Regions from separate parts of the Homo sapiens genome. Here region 1 is linked to region 2. A link is a loop called in an ENCODE intact Hi-C map of the cell type or tissue named here. Cell type or tissue: PC-3. All regions are shown on one strand. Each heading gives the region's core, and the rest is flanking DNA. Links, peaks and the distances in the headings are about the cores only.

The links. A loop is a pair of places that touch in the nucleus more often than their neighbours do. Peaks named below come from ENCODE experiments on the same cell type or tissue, not always from the same donor. Only the 100,000 strongest peaks of a DNase experiment are listed, where the experiment ranks them.
Region 1: it touches region 2 in a loop (4-fold over the local background); 18 of 110 quality-filtered maps call a loop at or near these places.

The regions. Positions count from the first base shown.
Region 1 is chr6:116,055,725-116,066,388 of GRCh38, forward strand. It overlaps FRK (fyn related Src family tyrosine kinase), which reads right to left and starts at 5,167. Exons shown (of 8, transcript NM_002031.3): 1 at 4,244-5,167. The coding sequence starts at 4,587. In PC-3, for the core only: a CTCF peak has its summit at 5,426; a DNase peak (open chromatin) is centred at 5,207; H3K4me3 peaks cover 2,254 bases; H3K27ac peaks cover 1,175 bases.
Region 2 is chr6:116,005,822-116,016,485 of GRCh38, forward strand. All of the region lies in intron 1 of FRK (fyn related Src family tyrosine kinase), which reads right to left. Among named protein-coding and RNA genes, the nearest start is that of FRK, 50 kb to the right of the region's middle. RefSeq lists an enhancer at 2,983-3,262. In PC-3, for the core only: a CTCF peak has its summit at 5,170 (motif pointing right); DNase peaks (open chromatin) are centred at 5,160 and 5,910; H3K4me3 peaks cover 328 bases; H3K27ac peaks cover 932 bases.

The DNA.
Region 1 (10,664 bases), core at 1,785-9,784, 50 kb after region 2:
GCACCATACCAGGCCTATAGAATGGACTTAAGACAAAATTACTGATTCACAAGTAAGAAGATACACAAGAATATGACCTAGAAAAATGTGGAGCTTAATAAACAATAAACTTTAGAGATGATTGTAGTGATCTAATTTTCTTAATAGAATCTTCATTTATGTCTTTGAGAAGTGTATGGAGTCAGAAGTTCAGCAGCACATTTCATTGTTGTTATCATAACTTAAACTTAACATGCAAAGGGGAGTCAAATCAGCTATCTCAACTGCTGCCCTTGGCTTGCGTGGTCAAGTTGGCGAAGCAGAAATCATCAGTGGCTGGCTTATGTGATTATGTCCACCCCATTCCCCTCCTACCAATCCCCTTTCTGGGAGATTAAACTGATCTCATCTCTGACCCTAGTTCAATTTAACACAAAAGTATGTTAGACAACACCTAAGGTACACTTTAACAATTAAGCAAAAAATTGTTCATTTGGTTTTTTTTTTTTTTTTTGGTTGGTGGGGATTCGAGATAGGGTCTGGCTCTGTCACCCAGCCTGGAGTGCAGTGGCACAACCATAGCTTGCTGCAGCCTCAACCTCCCAGGTTTAAGCAGTCTTCCTGCCCCAGCCTCACTCTCTCGAGTAGCTGGGACTACAGGTTTGTGCCACCATGCCTAGCAAATTTTTTAATTTTTTTGTAGAGACTGGGTCTCACTATGTTGCTCAGCCTGTTCTTGAACTCCTGGACACAGGTGATCCTCCCTAAGCAAAAAAACTTTTTAAACTCTTTGCAGATAAATGATGCTACGTCTAATATTATTGCTGATCATATTGCTTTTTATCAATATTTTGCAATACTTGAATTTTTTACAATTAAAGCAATGAAATTTAAAGCCATTACTTTTGGTTCTAATATTTATATGTTATTTCCACATCATTATTTTTATGTGAACTTTATATCTTTAAAAACACCATAAATAAAATATTAAAGAAAGTTCTGATTAATAAGACCCTAAGGGCAAGGTTTTCGAGGGATTTCACATTGAAGATGTTGAAGAAAAAGACTCATCTCTAAAATGAGCTAGGAATAAATTCAAGTCGAAGATAAGATAAATCTAATGATTCTTCATAAAGACAAAATAAATCTTCAAGAATTGGTTTATTATATCACTTAGTGGAAGATATTCAGTAAAGGTGAAAAGCATTTCTAAGTGGGATAAGAATTAGTAAATTGGGCTTTTTAAACAATAGTTTGTTTTTCAACATCTCTACTTCCAAGTATAAAAGAAAACAAACAAACTGCAAACTAAAGCCTTAAACTAATTTTCCCTGGCACCAATAACTCCAGAAGTATTTGCAGTTTCTTCTTACAGATGCACATCAAAAGTAAAGACATAAAAACACAAATACTAACATACGTTGCATTAAACTGGTCTAATTAGGAATTAGATGACAGCTTTCATTGGTTTCCCATTGCCTACTCATCCCATACATGTGGATATAAACAATAATCTTTCCTTAAGTCAACTTACTGAGCTCATGATTTTAAAAAATTACGTTAATTTTCACAGCATTCAGGAGAAAAAAATAGACTTTTGAAAAAACTCACTGAAGAAAAAATATTAAAATAAGTTGTTTTTATATAATTCTTCAAGTGTTAAAGTACTGTGTGAGCCACTTGGACACACTCACGCAGAAGGCTGTTCAGTAAAAATCGCTTCTATTTGAGATGGAGGGGAATTCTAGAAGCTACAGCTACTTGCACTAAGAGTATTGAAGCAATTTTGCCTTACGGTGACAAGAAACTTCAGAAGTAAGCCAGGTTCACAGGTGAAGACCATGGTGTGCACTTAAAAGAAAACAAGTAGCCTGTTCCAGCCAGGAGGCAGAGTGGCAGCATTTTCTGGGCATCATGGTTTTTATTCCAGTGGATGTGAAGATCCCAAGGAAAGCTAACTACAGAGATCTAGAATGGTACTGACAGGTAGGAATGCTGCTGAGAACCAATTCCAAGAAGAAAGGTCAAGGTAATGTGCAGAGGGAAAAAATATTATTGGCTACAAATGACTCTGAGAATCAAAAATAGCCATAATAATTTAGTTGCCTTATTTTGTGTTTGTAGGCAAAGAAAATCTAAATTAATAAGAACACTGCTCTCAAGCCTTTTACCCAGAATATGATACCTTCGGATTGCTTGACTTGTTTCAGTTAATTTGCTTTCTTCAGCATTTCTAATACAGTCAAGCATGAATGTAACTGAACCACTACATACGAACATAAGAGCTCCTGTTCCCAGATAGTCAGGAAATCCATTGGTCATGGCAACCCCAGAGAGTTGCAGATGAGGAAATTGAGGTCCTAAGTAGTTATATGAGTTGAATATATTTAAAACTAACAGATTATGAATTCAAGGCATGAAACATTAATATATTATTATTATAATATACATGTTATGCCAAATATAAAATATGCATAATGCCATACAGGACATAGAAATCATAAAGTAGTGAAAACAGATAAATGCACATAAGTGTATCCAATATATAAAGATATTTCCTGTAGATTATCACAGAAAGCAAATGTTCACACAGGTGATTTTCCCACTTGATAACTGATCAATTCCATTCATTAAAAGTATATTTCAATTCATTTCTATTTAAGCATAAATTAAGACCCTTCTAAACATTTATAGGTTCTTGGTGTTGAAAAGAATCTCAAAACTCAAAACTCGTCAAACCTCCCTTCATATGTGATGTATGAGTTTGGAAAGCAGAAACAATGCTCTATGGCTATTTATTATTATCTTATTCCCTGGACCAGTAAGGGACGCTCACATAAAAATAAGAAACACTTACATGAGAACATAAGAGAATCTCCAATGGTTTCCCTATTAAGAAACCATTCTATAAAATGAGTCCATTTTGGCCGGGCGCGGTGGCTCACGCCTGTAATCCCAGCACTTTGGGAGGCCGAGGCGGGCGGATCACGAGGTCAGGAGATCGAGACCATCCCGGCTAACACGGTGAAACCCCGTCTCTACTAAAAATACAAAAAAATTAGCCGGGCGTGGTGGCAGGCGCCTGTAGTCCCAGCTACTTGGAAGGCTGAGGCAGGAGAATGGCGTGAACCCGGGAGGCGGAGCTTGCAGTGAGCCGAGATCGCGCCACTGCACTCCAGCCTGGGGGACAGAGCGAGACTCCGTCTCAAAAAAAAAAAAAAAAAAAAATGAGTACATTTTTTGAAAGACATTCCCAGTCTAAGGTTTCACTGGATTCAGGAAGCAATGAGATCAGGGCCAATGACAGTCTCCATTTGCTTCCCAACCCACCAGACCCCAAGTATCCATTGTCAAGACTATGTTTTATCCACTTTGTATTCAGTCACTACTAGAATAATCTCCTTTACCCTCCCCAACTCACCAGGCCCACTACTGTCTATGCCTGGCACTTGGAGGGGTGGTAGGTGGATGGATGGATGGATGGATGGATGGGTGAATAAGTACATAAAAACTTTCCTCTTTTGTTGCAATATAATTCATATTTCATTCAAATACCAGGATAAAGTCTTTATCTCCTCTTCAAGGAGATGTTGTCCTTTTTCCTATCAAAATTTACCAAATGTCTGTAGCTGGCCAGTTTCTAATCATAATAAAAACCAAAAGATATCATAATTTGGGTAGCATATCTCAGGATCTGGGAATTAAAAAAAAATCTATATCATGATGTCACTGAGAACATTAGTATCTTCTAAGTGTTGTCTTCTACATTAGCCCTGTATATTCCCATCAGAATGAAAGGGATTAGGATTAGAGCTAGGGCTAGAGTTGATATATTACCCTGGAATGTTTCAAAAGTTTTTTTTAAAAAAAAGAATCTGAAGTTTAGATTTGAGAATATCATTAAGGGAAGTCTTATAATTTACCTTCAAACAAAATGCAATTTTATTGCTAAAGTGAGGCATGAGTTATTTTACAGCCAAAGAGAAGGTACAGTATTAAACACATCATTTGTTTATTTTGAAAATACACCCTGGACCTGTGGATGTACATACTGTAATTGAAGTCATCTCAACAACAATTACTGGCCAGTTTCACACTCACTTAGCGGGGGAGGTGTGTTTCAATTAGTGGTTTCTTGCCAGTACTTCCTCATACTTTTTAGGCAACTCTTTGGACATTAGGGGGTTGTAGAGAAGTAGAAAGGAAAACTCATTACCCAGCCCTCAGAGAGTTCAGAAATTAAGTATAAGTTTGTACTACTCACGGCTCTGCCTGTAGGCTTCTGTCCTCAGCCACGTAGTTAGAAGGAATATAGCCTTGTAGTTGCTGACTGGAGCCATCTCGTCTTTTCTCCAAGTGTCTGGCAAACCACCAGCCCTCATGCAAAGTGTCCAGAACTTGAAGTTTGTCACCTGCTCGGAAGCTCAAGTCCTCAGCAGTCCGAGCCTGGTAATCAAACAAAGCCACAAAGTAGTGGCCATGCCTCTGTGACTGGGGAGAGCAAAGGGCCCCTGGATTTTCAATCACGGTTGACTTGTCTGCCTCCGTGGACAAACAGGGGAGATAGGGTTCTAGGTACTCCCAGAGCCTCTGACAGATGTTGCTCATTGTGCCTTGGTGGGGAGAAGAGGAGCAGGGCTTCTCCCTCTCCCCTTAGTCTCTGCGATCCACCTTATCTTCCTTCACCAGGCAACTTTGAAGTCAGCACCAACTCACCATACTTCGGAGAGTATGCAAAGTCCCGTTTCAGATCAGTCCAGCAGCTGGGTTGCAGCAAGTCCTACCTGGAGAGACTTACCGGCTTGCTTTCTGTGGCTGGAGGTGCTACCCCGAGGCAAAACTGAGCAGGAGCTGGGCAGCTGCTCACTAGGAAGGTGTCTTTTCTTCTTATCTGCTTAAGAATCCCACAACAAAAATAAAATAAAATTAAAAGGGCTTTATTTAGACAAATATCTGAGAACAGAATGGTGCCATCTTGCCTTTTGTCCCAATAAAAAGTTAGCAAGAGGAAGCTACTAACCCCTGGTAAAACCTCCACGTCTTGCTTTCGCCAGGAGCTCTCCCCCTGTTTCAAGTCTGTTCCTGTCTTTCGACCAGTCCGGATCTGGACGGCTCTCTCCTTTTTGCTAATGAATAACCAACCAGCAGAGGCTGTTGCCTTTAACATTCTGAGCTATGAACAGACTGTAATAATTTCCCCTTACTTCCTGGTTTCTTTCTGTCTGTGATCTAAATGGTATTCTGACCTCTTTACCCCTCCCATCTCCCACACCCAAGATAGACCAGATCCTTTACCAAACTGTTAAAGCAGCCGCTAAAATCTATATTCCTTTTGTTTCATCCTGGAGAAACAGGCTAGCCCAGGTAGCTTTTTGTCTTGTTATGTTCCCAGCACTGAAATTCACGGCAGAGATTTTTTTCCCTGACAAATAGGAGTAGAATTGTTTTGCCACCACTAGGGGAAATTTAAAAAGGCAAATTAAAGTATTTAGGTATTTCTTGTCAGACACAGAGCAATTGGAAAAGAACCATCAAGTCACTCCCTTTTCTCATTACCAAGAATAGATTTTAATAGCTTCAAAGAATAGTCACAGTCTGGAAAAGTAAGAAAGCAGCTGACTAAAATGCTGAGAACCCAAAATGTTGCTTTTTCCCACAGACATTTAATTTCCTATCCTTCAAGTACTATTTGGGAAACACACACACACACACACACACACACACACACACGCTACACACCAACTAGGTGACCAGTAGAGAAAAAAAGAGTAGAACAGAAAAAGAGCTCTTTGCACACTGCTGTGGGGGCTCTTTCTGCTAAACTTTGACCTCCAGATCTATGCTAGTTCTTACTAACTTGGCAAGAACTCAGGAACTAATGAGACTGACATCAGGACAGCCATCTCTAGACAGGCAGTGGTTTTTGCTTGACCTTCCCTAGTTCGGAGCAGCTGTCTCACAAATATGTGCCCTGGCAAAAACAGCCGGGCAATGAGTCTGGCAGATCAACGTACGGTCATTTATACTAGTAGACAGCATTGCAAACTTGTTTATGAAGTGTCACTGATCTCTCTATAAGACTTTTTTTTTATTTCTTTCTTAAAAACAATCTTTCTAAATGTTGTGAGACCCTTGAACCTGGCTAACCTATTCCTAGTACAAGCTCATAACTTCTGTTCTTTTTCAAATTGCAAGGCATTTAGTAATCAGAATAATCAAACTCAAGAAAAAGGAAGAAAGAAAGGAAGAAAGAAAGAAAGAAGAAAGAAAAGAAAGAAAAAGAAAGAAAAGAAAGAAAGAAGGAAAGAAAGAAAGAAAGAAAAGAAAAGAAAAGAAAAAGAAAATCAGAGAACCATGGCATCAGCCCAACCTGCTATTACTTTGTGCAAAAATCAGTCCATAGCAGTGGACAGATCAATTGGTTAAAATAAAATCTTGTGTTATGCTCCCAAGTTTCTCCAATTGTCTTTGGAGTCAGAGTACAAATAACAAGTTGACAGAAGTATAAAAGCCAAAAGCTGAGCCAAATTTTTGTTGTTGCTGTTGTTGTTTTGTTTTATAATGATATGAGACCTAAAATAGACTGTATATGTAATTTCATATTATATACAAAACAGAAAATATATAATACCAAATGACCATAAAGGATATTTTGTTCCAAATACAATAATGGATGTAAAAGCATAGGATTCTATTAATGCCCCAACAGAGGCACAGATGCTGAAGTCTTCCCTGAGACATCTACATGATCTAAAAATGAAAAAAAAAAAAAGAAAAGAAAAGAAAGAAAGATTTGGAAGCAACCTGAGAGATGTATTCAAACCCAATTTGTAAGTGGGGTTTTAGATTTTTGAATTGTCGGGGTTCTAAATTCAGATATACCTTTACTATAGTTATGACAAGGCATTCTGGAAAAAGACAAAGCAGCAGACCTGCACACCACAGTCATTGAGCAAGTGAGTGAAATTCAAAAAGCGGCCAACCATCCAAAGATGTCAGGTGAGCAATGGCCTGAGAACGCAGAGCTGAGGGGTGGAAAGAGAGAAGGTTTCTTTGTGTCCATAGTACCAGAATTCTCCAGTCACTCAATCTCCAAGTCTTGCAGTTATCTTTCGTTTGCTCCCTGGTTTCTTTGAGCTAATCAATCACTGAATTCTGCTCAGTCTTCCTTTTCATTTATTCCACAAACTTTTTTTAAAGCTCCTTCTGAGCGACAGCTGGGCACCAGACAGAAAACAGAATATTCTTTCCTAGATTATTCCAGAGGCCTCCTAACTGATCTCCCTTCCTCCAGCTTATTCCCATCTCTGGCTCATCTTGCACACCAAGATGAGTGGTGTTCATAATAGTTTATAGAGTAGTTTTTATAATAGTAACAATGACTGAGGTGATAAGTCATTCCTAGTCATTACTAGTAAGAGTAGCTATCTGTTTGGAAAGCTTTCTATGTGCCAGGCACTGTACTAAGAATGTTAGAAATAACATCCAGGAATTCTACTCCAGGGTATGTATCCAAAAGATTTGAAATCAGGAAGTCTGAGAGATATTGAACTCCTATGTTTATTGCAGCACTATTCAAAACAGTCAAGTTATGGAATCAATCTGAGTGTTCATCAATTGATGAATGGACAAGAAAATATGGTATATATACACATTAGAAACCTATTCAGCCTCAAAGAAGCAGGGAATCTTGTCATTTGTGACAACATGAATGAACCTGAAGGACTTTATGCTAATGAAATAAACCAGACATGGAGGCAAATACTGCATGTTCTGACTTATATGTGGAAGCTAAAAAAAAAAAAAATCCAACACATAGAAGCAGAGAGCAGAATGGTGGTTACCGGAAGCTGGGGAATCAGGGGAATGGGGAGATGTTGGTTGAAGGGTACAATGTTTCAGTTAGACAGGAGGAATAAATGATAAGTATTCCATTCGAGACTGTGGATATGTTAATTAGCTTGAGTCAATAATTCTACACTGTATACATGTATCACAGCATTACTTTGTACCCCATAAAATATACAATAATAATTTGTCAATATCAGGTAAAAATAAGAGAATGTTACAAATAACATATCATTTAATTCTCACCAAATAAAAAACAATGCCTACAAAGAAGGTAGTATTTTTTTTTAAAAAAAGTATTTTAGAGAAGAAACTGAGGCTGAAAGGCTAGGTAATTTGTCCAAGGTCACACGGCCACCAAGTGGCTAACCCTGAGTAACACTCTGTTCTCAATCTGACTCCAGAGCCTGAGAGTATAAATCCTCAGTTTTGCTGACTCTAAAAATATCTGATATTATTCTTCTATGTAAAATTCTGGAAGAACCTCCAACACATTTGGAATAAACCTTAGTTCTTCAGCATGATACACAAGGCCCTGCTAACTTCTCCAATCATGGTTCATCACTCCTGCACACAGGTCCTGTGACATAGTTCGCCAAATGACCAGCAGTTCCCTGCTGCACCTCTGCATCCTCCTCTACCTGCTCCCCTGATGACTTCCTTGTCATTTTTCTAGGTTGGGTTCAGGCGATGCATGAATATAGATGAAAGGCCTCTATGCACCCCTAAATTCTGGCAGAAACTTCTACTTGGTTTGTGGTTGAGCCCCTCTTTGGTTTTCCAAGGAGAACTGAATTCCCTTCTCTGAACCTTTAGTGTCTTGTACAATGTCCATTATGTAAATAATAAATATTTGATGAATTAAATAATTAACACAGAAATAAAGAAAAAGAAACAGTGTGGGAGAGACAGAGATAAAAATGGGGAGGAAATGGAAGCAGGAAGAAACAATTGGGGAGAGATAAACATTTATGTGAATATTCATGATTGAGAGTGAAAGTTCTATAGTGTGAAAAGAGCCAGGAGCACAGAGGAGGGAATACATTCTGTCTATTGCTTCTCAGTCCCTTCCTTTCCTCTCTTATTGCTCCCTGAATGTTAGATTCCTTTGCCAGCCTCCTAACCCAGTTTTCCTGCCTGGAGTCAATTTTCTTCTCATCCTTATAGCAAATTGCCACCACATTAATCTTAATCACTCTCCTACACAATAACCTTCAACAGATCCTCATTGCTTGGAAGATATGACTTGGAATTCAAGGCTAAGGAATTTGTACTTTATCCAAACTTTATCAGATGTACCCTTTCAACACCCCCTCCATTATGGCTTTATGTTAGCCAGACTGGTTTATTAGATCTCCCATATGCCTCATCTGTTCCCACATCTGATCCTGTATCCTTTGCCATTCTTTTACTCAGTATTCCTTCCACTGCTAACTTCCCCTCCCAGTAAGTCTACTTACTCCTGCCTGCATTTCAAGATCTGAATAAAAATCCCTCACCTCCTTAGACCTTCCTTAACCATTCCAGCCAAAAATCACTTCTGTCTTCCTTGAATTTTCTAGCTCCCACAATCCCCACTCCTAATATACACAATATTAAATGAATTGAACCATGCTCCTATACCTGGTATGCTGAATACTGCTACAGAAAATCCAACAGCTATTCAGTTTTATACCAGGACGAATTAATGATCCCCAAACCCTGCTAGGCCTCAGCACTAGGGCTTAGAGAGAGCTATCATAAAGGAAAATTGGACTCTGTCTCCCCAACTCACACAGTAACATATTCCCCCACACATAGAAAAGAGGATTATGGCCTAGGGAGCCATAAAAAATAAAAACAAAACTCTCCACCACATAGTCTTCCTCCAAACTCTTGCTGTGAACCCATATAATCTGCAAATGTGCACTTCTTCTGCATACCTGTTGACCTTTGCTCAATCCCCTTCTTTTGCCTGATGTGATGACCCCAACTTCTCTCCCTTTTCCTACATTAACCATCTTCCAACTTATTTGCCAGATAAATATGGGTTCTTGTCTATCTTTTAAGAATCGAATAAAATGTCTCTGTCTTTATTAATTCTTTCCCAACTACTTCATTAGACAGAATTGACCACTCTCTCATTTGTGCCCTCCCAGCATAACCTATACCCATTTTTGTCATTTATTCCATGTGTGATTCTGATCTCTTTATGTACTTAATGTAGTGTTCTTTTGTTCCTATATTGACACAATGCCTAACACTTAATGGACACTCAATAAATATATGTTGAGTGAAATCTAATGAATGTCATTCTCCTAGAACACAGTTTATTATATCTTATGTAGTCTAATATCTGCTTATATGTAATTGTGTTGTTTCCCCAAGCATATTGCCCTGTCTTTGAAGACAAGTTTATGTCTTATATTTCTCTGTATCACAAGGAAAATCTAGAATCTGTCCTATGCATAGGAAGTCTCCCTACTTTCACTCTTGTTCGATTGCAATTGTGATGTTTAATATTGAGTGTCAACTTGATTGGATTGAAGGATGCAAAGTATTGATCCTGGGTGTGTCTATGAGGGTGTTGCCAAAGGAGATCAACATTTGAATCAGTGGGCTGGGGAAGGCAGACCCACCCTTAATCTGTTCGGCATCACCTAATCGGCTGCCAGCAAATAAAAAGCAGGCAGAAAAACATGAAAAAGCGAGACTGGCCTAGCCTCCCAGCCTACATCTTTCTCCTGTGCTGGATGCTTCCTGCCTCGAACATCAGACTCCAGATTCTTCAGTTTTGAGACTCGGACTGGCTCTCCTTGTTCCTCAAGCTTGCAGGCAGCCTATTGTGGGAACTTGTG
Region 2 (10,664 bases), core at 1,514-9,513:
ATAACACTGTTATCATTAATAATCCATATGGGAAAAAAACTGATGCTACCTACAGCATACACAATAATTTCACATAGATTAAAGGCCTACTGTAAAAGGCAAACTTCAAAACTTCCTAAGGACATTGGACTAGGGAAGTTTTCTTTAGCAAGACAAAAACAAAAAGACATACAAACCTTAGGGAAAAGATTGATAATATTTATTACATCACAGTTAAAATCTTCTACACCAACAAGGTCACCATGAAATAAAATTTGAATATAAGCCAAAAACCTGGAAAAAATATTTGCAAAGTATATAACCCAAAATAGGATTAGTATTCACATTATGTTGAGACCTATAATCGATAAGAGAAAGACAACACAGTAGAAAAATTGGCATAGGATATGATGATGCCTGGATATAATTGGGCAGTTCACATAAAAAGAAACCCCAAATAATTAATAAAAATGACAGGAACACGGCCTCTACATGTGCTGGTATTAGTAATATTACATATAAAACCACAATGAAATACTATTTTATACTTTCACATTACAATTTAAAATGCTAACATTATTAGGTATTGAGGAAAATGTGAAATGAGCTTTTATACAGTACTAGTGGTAGTACGATTTGGTACAACTAATTTAAGAGCAATTTGGCACTATCTGGTAAAGCTGAATATTTGTGTACTACTCAATTTCACTTCTAGACTACATGCTGTATGAGCTCAAGAAGATACACTACAAGAACATCCACTAAAGAATCCTGGCATTGAAAATTTGGAAACAACCTAAATGTCCATCACAGGAGAAAAGATAAACAAACAGTTGTAGATATAAAATGAAATACTATGTAGAAATTAAAACAATGACTGGGCATGGTGGTATGCACCTATAGTCACAGGAACTCAGGAGACTGAGGCAGGAGGATCACTTGAGCCCAGGAGTTCAAGGCTGTAGTGCACTATGATCGCACCTGTGAATAGCCACTGCACTTCAGCCTGGGTGACATAGAAAGATTCCATCTCTCATAAAATAAATTAAATTTTTAAAAATAAATTGTTCAAGGATTAGAGTAAGTTAAAGAATGAAAAGAATGATATATACCATTGTAGTAGCATTTGTATAAAGTTTAAGAAAACACGTTAGAAAACTGTACCTAATTTTTATGAATACATGCATGTTTAGTGAAAGCTAATAAAGTACTCAAGCATTCTTTTAACTCTATTTCCAGAACTGGCAATACTTTTTCACAGAAATATTTCAAGCAAAGAAGCAATATGGATGAAATATCTTAATCAACTCAATGCATTTTCCTGATTCAAAGTGCATTGATTATGCATCAACACTAAAATGTTTAAGCAACATATTCATCTAAATATCTCTTTCATTAGTTCATTGCTCTCCATCTTTGCTAGCTCACAGACTGAAAGGCATGAACACTCTCCAGTGAGTTATTGGGACAAACCCTTCAATGGACACTACTCACTCATGCTTGCTCTCCAGTCTTTTCAAATAATGTTTTATGAGCACTCTCACATGCTCTTAGTTTACAGATGAGGAAACTCAGGCCCAGGGAAGTTTATTAACTTGAGACCGCATGGAGAGGTGATGGTTGAGTCTGAAATTGAGCCAAACTTCTATTTCGCATGCCACAGTACCTTGAAGTGTAATGTGAAGAGGATGAGTTGGGAACACTCAGATAAAATATGAACCATTATTTTTGCACCAGGCAAAGGGAATTTAGGATAAAGAACACCATGTATTTTGGTCCTCATTTCTTATTTTAAACTAGTAAAATTTGAGCATTTTAACAGTGTCTTAGATAAGAAATAATATACCAAAGCGGTTTTTGTCCCATATAATTGGTTTCTACCTTCAGGTTGTAAAGCTGAATTAGTATATAAAGTATCATACTCCAAAGATCACTCAGAATGGCATTGTCCTATTAATACACTATAATGTTTCTAATCTTCAACCATCCAGGCAATTTAATGGTTTCAATAACTTTCTAGAGGTGACAGTAATGCATATATGTTCAGAAACAATACAGCATTTGAAAGTTGGGGCACATAAATTTTAATGCATGTATTTAGAAAATATATAATTTACTTCTAAGTATGTTTTTATTTGAAAAAAATGAAGGGATGATGGTGCAAAAATAAAAATAAAAGGTTTAAACAAAATATAAATATGTAAGCCTTTACAAGAATTACAATGTATCTAGCAGATTAAGTTCTCCAGAATTATTATTATGTCTCCTATATATCATTCTCAAAACTAAATACTCCATTACATAAGTTTTATGTACATATGTTACATTTGTATTTTGGCTAATCAAGTCTATAAATGATGTGTTTCCTCTGTCCAATATATATATAAGCAGGCAGTTTTTATAAATCAAATGGTTAAAGATAAAGCAATTTTACTACATTTGTAGAAAAACCCTATAGCAAATTTTTTTAATCCTCCTTTGTTTCAACAATTTTGGACTTTTGTATAATAGATTGGTACAATTACTTTACAAAGCAAATCACACTAGAATTGAATCCATAGTAACAATGAAATAAATATAATATTTGACTGAATGCATCAATTCACTTAATTCCTAGAATTTTACTTAGCTGAGCTCTGATCAGGAAGTGAAGAATATAAGTTTAAAAATGTTTTCTGCATGTAGTGGCATTTATAACATCGTCCTTCATACTCAAAGGTGATGCAATTGCTGTGGACTGCAGTCTCTAGGGCAAGTGCTGCTGTGGAGACTGATGGATAAACAATAGCTTGTTCTACCCTTTGCATGTGTGAAAACTGTTTCTTAATTTGAGGTTTGAACCATTGGCAGGACTGTCATTCTGATCAAGTCTGCCTTTTAGAGCCTCTGCTGGCCCCATTCTGGAAGGGCACACACCCCAGGCCCGGATGTCCACCACAGCCATTTTCAGCTCTCTCTTTAAGCTACAGTTCTTACGTGCAGTAGACAGAGAGTGCTGAGAAGGGATCAAGATATCCTAGGAGTATAAAGCATCACAAGAGAGTCATACGGATCAGTGATCCTCCAAGTGTGGTCCCTAGATCAGGAGCATCGCATCACATGAAAACTTGTGTTAAAAGAAAAACCTTAGACAAATCAAATGTAACAGAGTTTAATTGAGCAAAGAATGATTCACAAATTAGGCAGCCTCCCAAGCCAGAGTATGCTCAGAGAGTCCAGTGCAGCCACTTGGTGGAAGATTTATGGACAGCAAAAGGAAAGTGACTAACAAAAAAAAACAGAAGTGAGAGACAGAAACAGCCGGACTGGTTACAGCTTGATGTTTGCCTTATTTTGAACAAGGTTTGAAGAGTTGGCCCCCTTTGATTGGCCAAACTCAGTGATTGGCACAAGAGTAGGTTACTGTCTGTTCATACATCCAGTAAGGTTATAGTTTACTATGCACGGAGAAACCTTTAAGCTGAACTTAAAATATGCAAGGAGACAGCTTTAGGCTAATACTTGTTAGAAATGGAAATTCTTGGGTTTCACTTCATACCTACCAAATCATAAACTCTGGGGGTGGGCCCAACAATCTGGGGTTTATTAAGTCCCCCAGCTGAATCTAATGTACATTAAATTTGAGAACTACTGATGTATAAAAATAGTAAACCAATTAGAAATTTGTACAAGGCAGCTGAGAATGTTTGAGTTTGGCACTTACATGCAAAAAAGTATCCAGTAAAATAATACCACAACTACTCACACACACACAGTTTATTGATATTTTAAAAAATAATCTTTATTGACATACCATGCCATGAAAGATATCTTTATTAACAATAACCAAGAAGAAGATTAAACTCATGATATGAAAAGAAATGCTGGAAGAAACAAATGCTTCAATTTGATAAAAACAAACAAAAAATATAATTTCTGTTTTAGATGAAAATAGTATGTAATTTAAGTCTATAATTATGTAAATTATCAAGTGTCTACCGTATGTAAATTCTGTAACATTAACACAGAAAGATTGTGTTATTTTCTGTGTCTGCAGGACATTGTTGTATAAAATGTGTCTGCAGGACATTGTTGTATAAAAAAGGGTAAATTACAAATATTAGGAGTGTTATAGGTTTATTTATATTTTAAAAAATCAACAAACTGGCCGGGCATGGTGGCTCACTCCTGTAATCCCAGCACTTTGGGAGGCCGAGGTGGGTGGATCACAAGGTCAGGAGATCAAGACCATCCTGGCTAACACGGTGAAACCCCATCTCTACTAAAAATACAAAAATAGCCAGGCGTGGTGGGCACCTGTAGTCCCAGCTACTCGGGAGGCTGAGGCAGGAGAATCGCTTGAACCAAGGAGGCGGAGGTTGCAGTGAGCCGAGATCATGCCATCGCCTGGGCAACAGAGTGAGATTCTGTCTCGAAAAAAAAAAAAATTCACAAACTAAAAATTATATGTGCTTACTTTCCTGGAGATTAGTGAGAGAATATGAAAGTAATGACAGAGGAGTTTCACTTTTTACTCTGCATTCTTCTCTATAATTTGGATGTTTATAATAACATGTAGTTGTAGATTACTTTAAAATGTATTTAAATATAAAAAATTAAAAGAGGTCAATCAGGAACATGCTACAAAAATTTACATGTTGTAAAGGTCTGGACTAGAAACTTTGGCACTTAGAATTGATAGATACAGGAAAAAATCCCAAAGGAATATAAAACAAGTGATTATGAATGAGCAGCGAAACAGATGGAAGAGACGATGTGACACCAGGATTTCAAATCTGAATGACTAAAGGACAATATGTCCTGCAACATGTCAGAAGGCAGAGTATAATAACAGTTAAGAGTGACAGCATCTCATTAGGAAGTTATTTAACCTCTCTATGCCTCAATCTCCTCATTTGTAAGTGAGAATAATAATAATTTCCTTATAGCCTTGTTTCAAGATTAAGAAGAATGCTGCATGTAAAGTGCTTTATGTCTCGACACATTCATGCTCAATAAATAGTAGAGATTTTAAGATAATTAATTGAAGGCAGATATTATCAATTTTGTTTTAGGCATGTTGGATTTGAGGTCATGCTGGGACACGAGTGAATATGTGAGCATGACCTTATTTCTTTGTTTGTATTAACAGTTTCATCCCAAGTGACTCTTCTGTCCTGCCTGCTGTTCTGGACTAGGACATGCTGCCACCAGGTGGCAGTAGGCCATTTTACTAATCCAAAAAGGGAAAGGAGAGCTGTCCTGTGATTAACTGGACGTGCTTTATTTTATGAAAAAGGCAGTGAGCCTTAAAAAAAAAAATTGCAGTATAAATGAATATCAACATTTACATAAGATAAATATCTTAAATATTAATCAAAATTTAGGGAAATCAACATGTAAATAGATGTGTTACCTCAATTAAGGTTTTGTCATTTCATCTAATAGAATCTTATTGTGCCTCACTGACGTGTACAAACTAGGTTCCTAGGTAACTCATAATTCTTATCAGATGAAGATAATTGCCTCTTACACTTTTTAAAGAGAAAACTCATGCCCAGCAACTGATGGCTAGGATTTACAAAAGTTAACATATGACTTCTTTTTATAATGTCTCCTTAAGACCAAGGCAGTCAGCCTTCAAGTACTATAGACAGATCCTAAAAAAATAAACTCTTAAGACTAGTTCCAGGAAAAAAAAAAAACATCCTTCCAGAAAATGCAGAAAGGAAACTGGGTCGATCAACTTGGCCTAACCAGTCATAGGGAAAGTAAGCTAGGATGATTTCCCTGTGGGAGCTCAGGGTTAGCAGTGTCTTTCATGTTTTCATCACAGTTACACATGTTATAATGGGTAAAACACCTATTGTCCTCATGAATGTGACTTGGCAGGCATCGCTGTCACCCACATTGGCAAAACACCTTCAATTTGCAGGGCACACTCATAACCACATTTAGTCATTTATGGTATCTAAATGAAAGGCTTGATTCATGCCCCTTGAACTATTATGGTTCGGTATGACTCACCTGCATCTACCTGTGTTTCCACAACACTATGAAGAAAATCTCTGTGAGAGTTCTTCCTGTCAAGGTAATTATTTCCCTCCCTTTCCACAAAACCTTCTTCGGCTCAGTATCCCCTTGGTTCCCAGGAAGTTAGCCCTGCTACTCTTTCCCACTCACATGGAATGATAAGGACAAAGAAAAAAAATAATGCTCGCAATTATTTTGTTATTCATTCCTTCCTTTCCATTTCCCTCACCATAACCCTTGTCTAATTCAACATCGCCTCTTGGATTATGGAAATATTTTACTGCCTGTTCTCTTTAACATTAACAATTTATATTTACTGATCACATAAAAGGAGGCAGGCACTGTTGCTACAAGCTTTACATGCATTTATCTCAGACTCTCCCCCTTGCTCACACCACCACCACTAGATTTATCATCTCCCCACATACACATAAATAAGGGGTATTTTGCTTATGGAGTAAAACCTCTATTAACCTGGAAATTCAGGCCTTCCACCATCTGGACACAAGCCACTTCTTCAACTTTATCCTCCCTATATCAGCCCTCTGTTCTAGCTAAATTCACACTGCTATCACTACTTATACTGGCAATACTAAAACTTGACTGCTCAGAATTCCTACAGTATTCAGTGACTACTCCTCTGTTTTGATATGTAGCATACAAAAGCTAGCGATGCATTTTAAATTCTTGTTTAGATTATTCTTTGTTTACACTTGAAGCTACAGACCTCCCCAGCATAAGGACAGAGTCTGATAACTTCACATATCTGTGGCATGAAGCACTGGCCACATGCCCTGTGGAGCTGTTAAATAAATACTTGTTGATGAAACATTAATACATTGTACTTCAATTTGGGCATTTTATATAGTCTTCTGGTTTATACTGAACATTGAACTTTAGATAATGCCTGTGTTTTTGTGTAATCTTTTATTTGAGCTTGCCACATAGCTTGCAGTATAAAGTGTTTATGGGAGAAGGCTTATCTGCTATGGACCAGTTGCAACACAGTTTCTAATGTTAATTGGCCTTAGACCACAGATTTCAATCTGACCTCTCTCTTTTCCCCCAAAGAGAACACTTTCATGTGAATGTAAAGATCAAAAATGAAATTGATTTTTCTGTCCTTTAAAACACAAGCATATCAGGGCTGTACACATGTAAAAAATTTGTGATAAAGTGACAATGTCAAATTAAGTATCAGAGGTAGGACTTGCAGTCACATAGAAATCCTTTGCTTGGGTCATTTGATAAAGCTTTTTTGTTGCTGTTATTCACCTTTATAGTCATCATAAATGAGAAATTTTGAAGGAATTTCTTTAGAGGGGAAGTCAGGTGAACTCATTTGTGCTTTCTTCACTGGGGGAGGTGACTATTTATAAAAGAATCTTGTTATAGTCTGAATCCACTTCCCTGAGTCTGGTAATCAAAAGTATGCAATTCCTCACAAGAAGTTTACAAAGAATACAACAAAGTTCATATAAATATTCAATCTCAGGGCACTTTTTTTGTTTCAAAACTATCCTCTATTTGGGGAAGAGGAAAAGACAGCTAATATTGATTTCTCTTTTAAAATAAAAAACAAAATGTGTGCCTATATAATGACATTTCCAATCATCAAGCCTGAAATAAAAATGTAAATTTTAATGCATCTGCTTTGATTTTGTACAACATTTGTGATAATGTTTGTCCCAGAAACTAGAAGAATATGGATGGGTTAGAGTTGAAAGCTTTAATCATTAATTTCTATCTTTGTCACATCCAAAGAAAGTAAATGCACTTGATCTTATGATGCCTAGGAAAATGCCTTATTTTATAAAATACCACAAATGTTCATTCCTATTCTCTATACGAATAAGCTTTGGGGCAGTACTATACTTCTTACATGGGACACTATATGGTTATACAGGACACTAATTTCAGAAATGACAGTCCCAAAGACCAAAGACCAAACTCAAGTCCCAACTCAAATACCAAATTTGAGTTTAGTCAGCTAGTAGTCATTGTGTGTAAACCATTCAAGAAGGGTCAATAATGTCAAGTGCAGCCTGCTCTGTATTCCCTGGATCCAGGTTTCTCTTGCAAAAAGTAAAAAAGAGGGAGCATCTTTCTTCCCTTTTCCTATACTAGAGGTGATATTCAAAATATTTTATGACTGCTATAGCACACACACACACCATCAGAAAAGACACCAGCAAAACTAGAGGCTTATGTCTAAGCTTCAGCCCTGGGGCTTATCATTTTAACACTCAGTGATGCACTATGATGTCACTGAGCTTCATTAAATCTCTTATCTCAAATAAAATATTGTAAACATCTTGAAGGTATCTTAACTTCATTACCTACAAGGTACTAATCATATCATTTTCTATGTGCTGAAATACATTAGAAACATTAATTTTATACTAACAATATGGAGAAAAGATAAAGCAAAAGAAGGGTATATAACTTTTCCTTTGAAAATCTTAGAGTATCAAGGGAGAGATAAAAGACCACTTTAAGTAACAAATCAAAAAAGAAAGTGATGAAACAGGAATTTAAAAATCATTTAATCATCAACAGTGTGTAGTAGGAAATTAACCATAGGCTATAAGGAGGATGGAAGTGTTCTTTTAAAAAAATATACTTTGAAAGGATTTGAAAGAGATACAGAAATCTAAAAAAATGAAAGACAAGGGTATGTGCACAAGTGAAGAAACCAAAAAGGTATTTGTGAGCAGATTGGTTTAATGAACAGCAGTGGTCAGGGAAAAAAAAAAAACCCAAGAAATATGGGCCTTTGATGTTTACAGATAATTCCATGTGGAAACTAACTCCATGGAAGAAGTAGATCTTTGGTAAATTTGAAAACTACAAAGGAGAGTTTTAAGATACTCCATTTAATATTTAACACAAAAGGAGTTTTAAGCCCTGAGCTCACCAGCAATATGAGGGAAAAAATGTGACTTGTTCTTTAAAAATTGTTTCACAAACAAATATGAGATGGAGATGTGGAGGGTGAAAGCAAAGAGGAATTCTTCCATGACTAGAAACAAAAAAGAGACTTGGTCCAAACTTTAGAGGTGAAAAGAAATTTTCATAAGGATCTACAGGCAAAGGTGTTTTAATGAGTACATGCATTTTTTTCCGGGGAGATAATCCATTGTTTTATTAAATTCTCAGAAATGCCTGTGAAAGAAACTAACCAACTCTTTCAATAAGGCCAAGTGTTTCTTCTGTATTTACACGAGCTGGTGCCAAGGCCACAACCACAACCTACCACCTTGAAAATCACTTATTCATTTTTTATTCAAAATTTACTTATTGATATGGTTTGGCTCTGTGTCCCCACCCAAATCTCTCTCTAATTATAATCCCCATGTGTTGGGGAAGGGACCTGGTGGGAGATGACTGGATCATGAGGGTGTTTCTTCCCATGCCGTTCTCATGGTAGTGAGTTCTCACAAGAGCTGATGGTTTAAAAGTGGCAGTTTCTCTGAACTCTCTCTCTCCTGCCACCATGTAAGATGTGCCTTGCTTCCCCTTCCACCATGATTGTAAGTTTCCCGAGTCTTCCCCAGCCATCCAGAACTGTGAGACAATTAAACCTCTTTTCTTCATAAATTATCCAGTCTCAGGTAATATCTTTATAGCTGTGTGAGAACGGACTAATACAGAAAATTGATAGCAGTAGAGTGGGGCACTGCTATAAAGAAAAACTGAAAATGTGGAAGCAACTTTGGAACTAGGTAACAGGCAGATGTTGGACAGTTTGGAGGGCTCAGAAGAAGACAGGAATATGTAGGAAAGTTTGGAACTTCCTAGACACTTGTTGAACAGTTTTGATCAAAATGCTGATAGTAATATGGACAATGAATTCCAGGCTCAGTTGGTCTCAGATAGAAATGAGGAAGTTATTGGGAACTGGAGTAAAGGTCACTCATGCTATGCTTTGGCAAAGAGACTGGTGGCATTTTGTCCCTGCCCTAGTGATCTGTGGAATTGTGAACTTGACAGAGATGATTTAGGGTATCTAGCAGAAGAGATTTCTAAGCAGTGAAGCATCCAAGATGTGACCTGGCTGATTCTGAAAGCAGTCAGTCATATGCATTCACCAAGAGATTATCTGAAACTGGAACTTTTATTTATCAGGGAAGCAGAGCATAAAAGTTTGGAAAATTTGCAGCCTGATCATGTGGTAGAAAAGAAAAGCCCATTTTCTGGGGAGCAATTCAACCCAGTTGCAGAAATTTGCTTAAGTGACCAGGGGCCAAATGTTAATAGCCAAGACAATGAAGAAAATGTCTCCAAGGCATGCCAGAGATCTTCATGGCAGCCCCTCCCATCACAGGTCCAGAGGCCTAAAAGAGAAAAATGGTCTCATGGGCTGGGTACAGGGTCCTGCTGCTCTGTGCACCTTCTGGACTTGGTGCCCTATGTCTCAGCTGCTCCAGCTCCAGCTGTGGCTAAAGGAGGCCAAAGTACAGCAGAGCACAATCTCTATAGTAGGTTGACTATAGTTAACATTAATCTACTGTTCCTTATTTGAATGTTCCTAGCATGAAGAAAAGAGAAATAGTTAAGGTAATGGATATTCCAATTCAGATTATATTAATGTATCAAATTATCACATGTACCCAGAGAATATGTACATCTTTTATGTACCAATAAAAAATAATTTTAAAAACTATACTGTC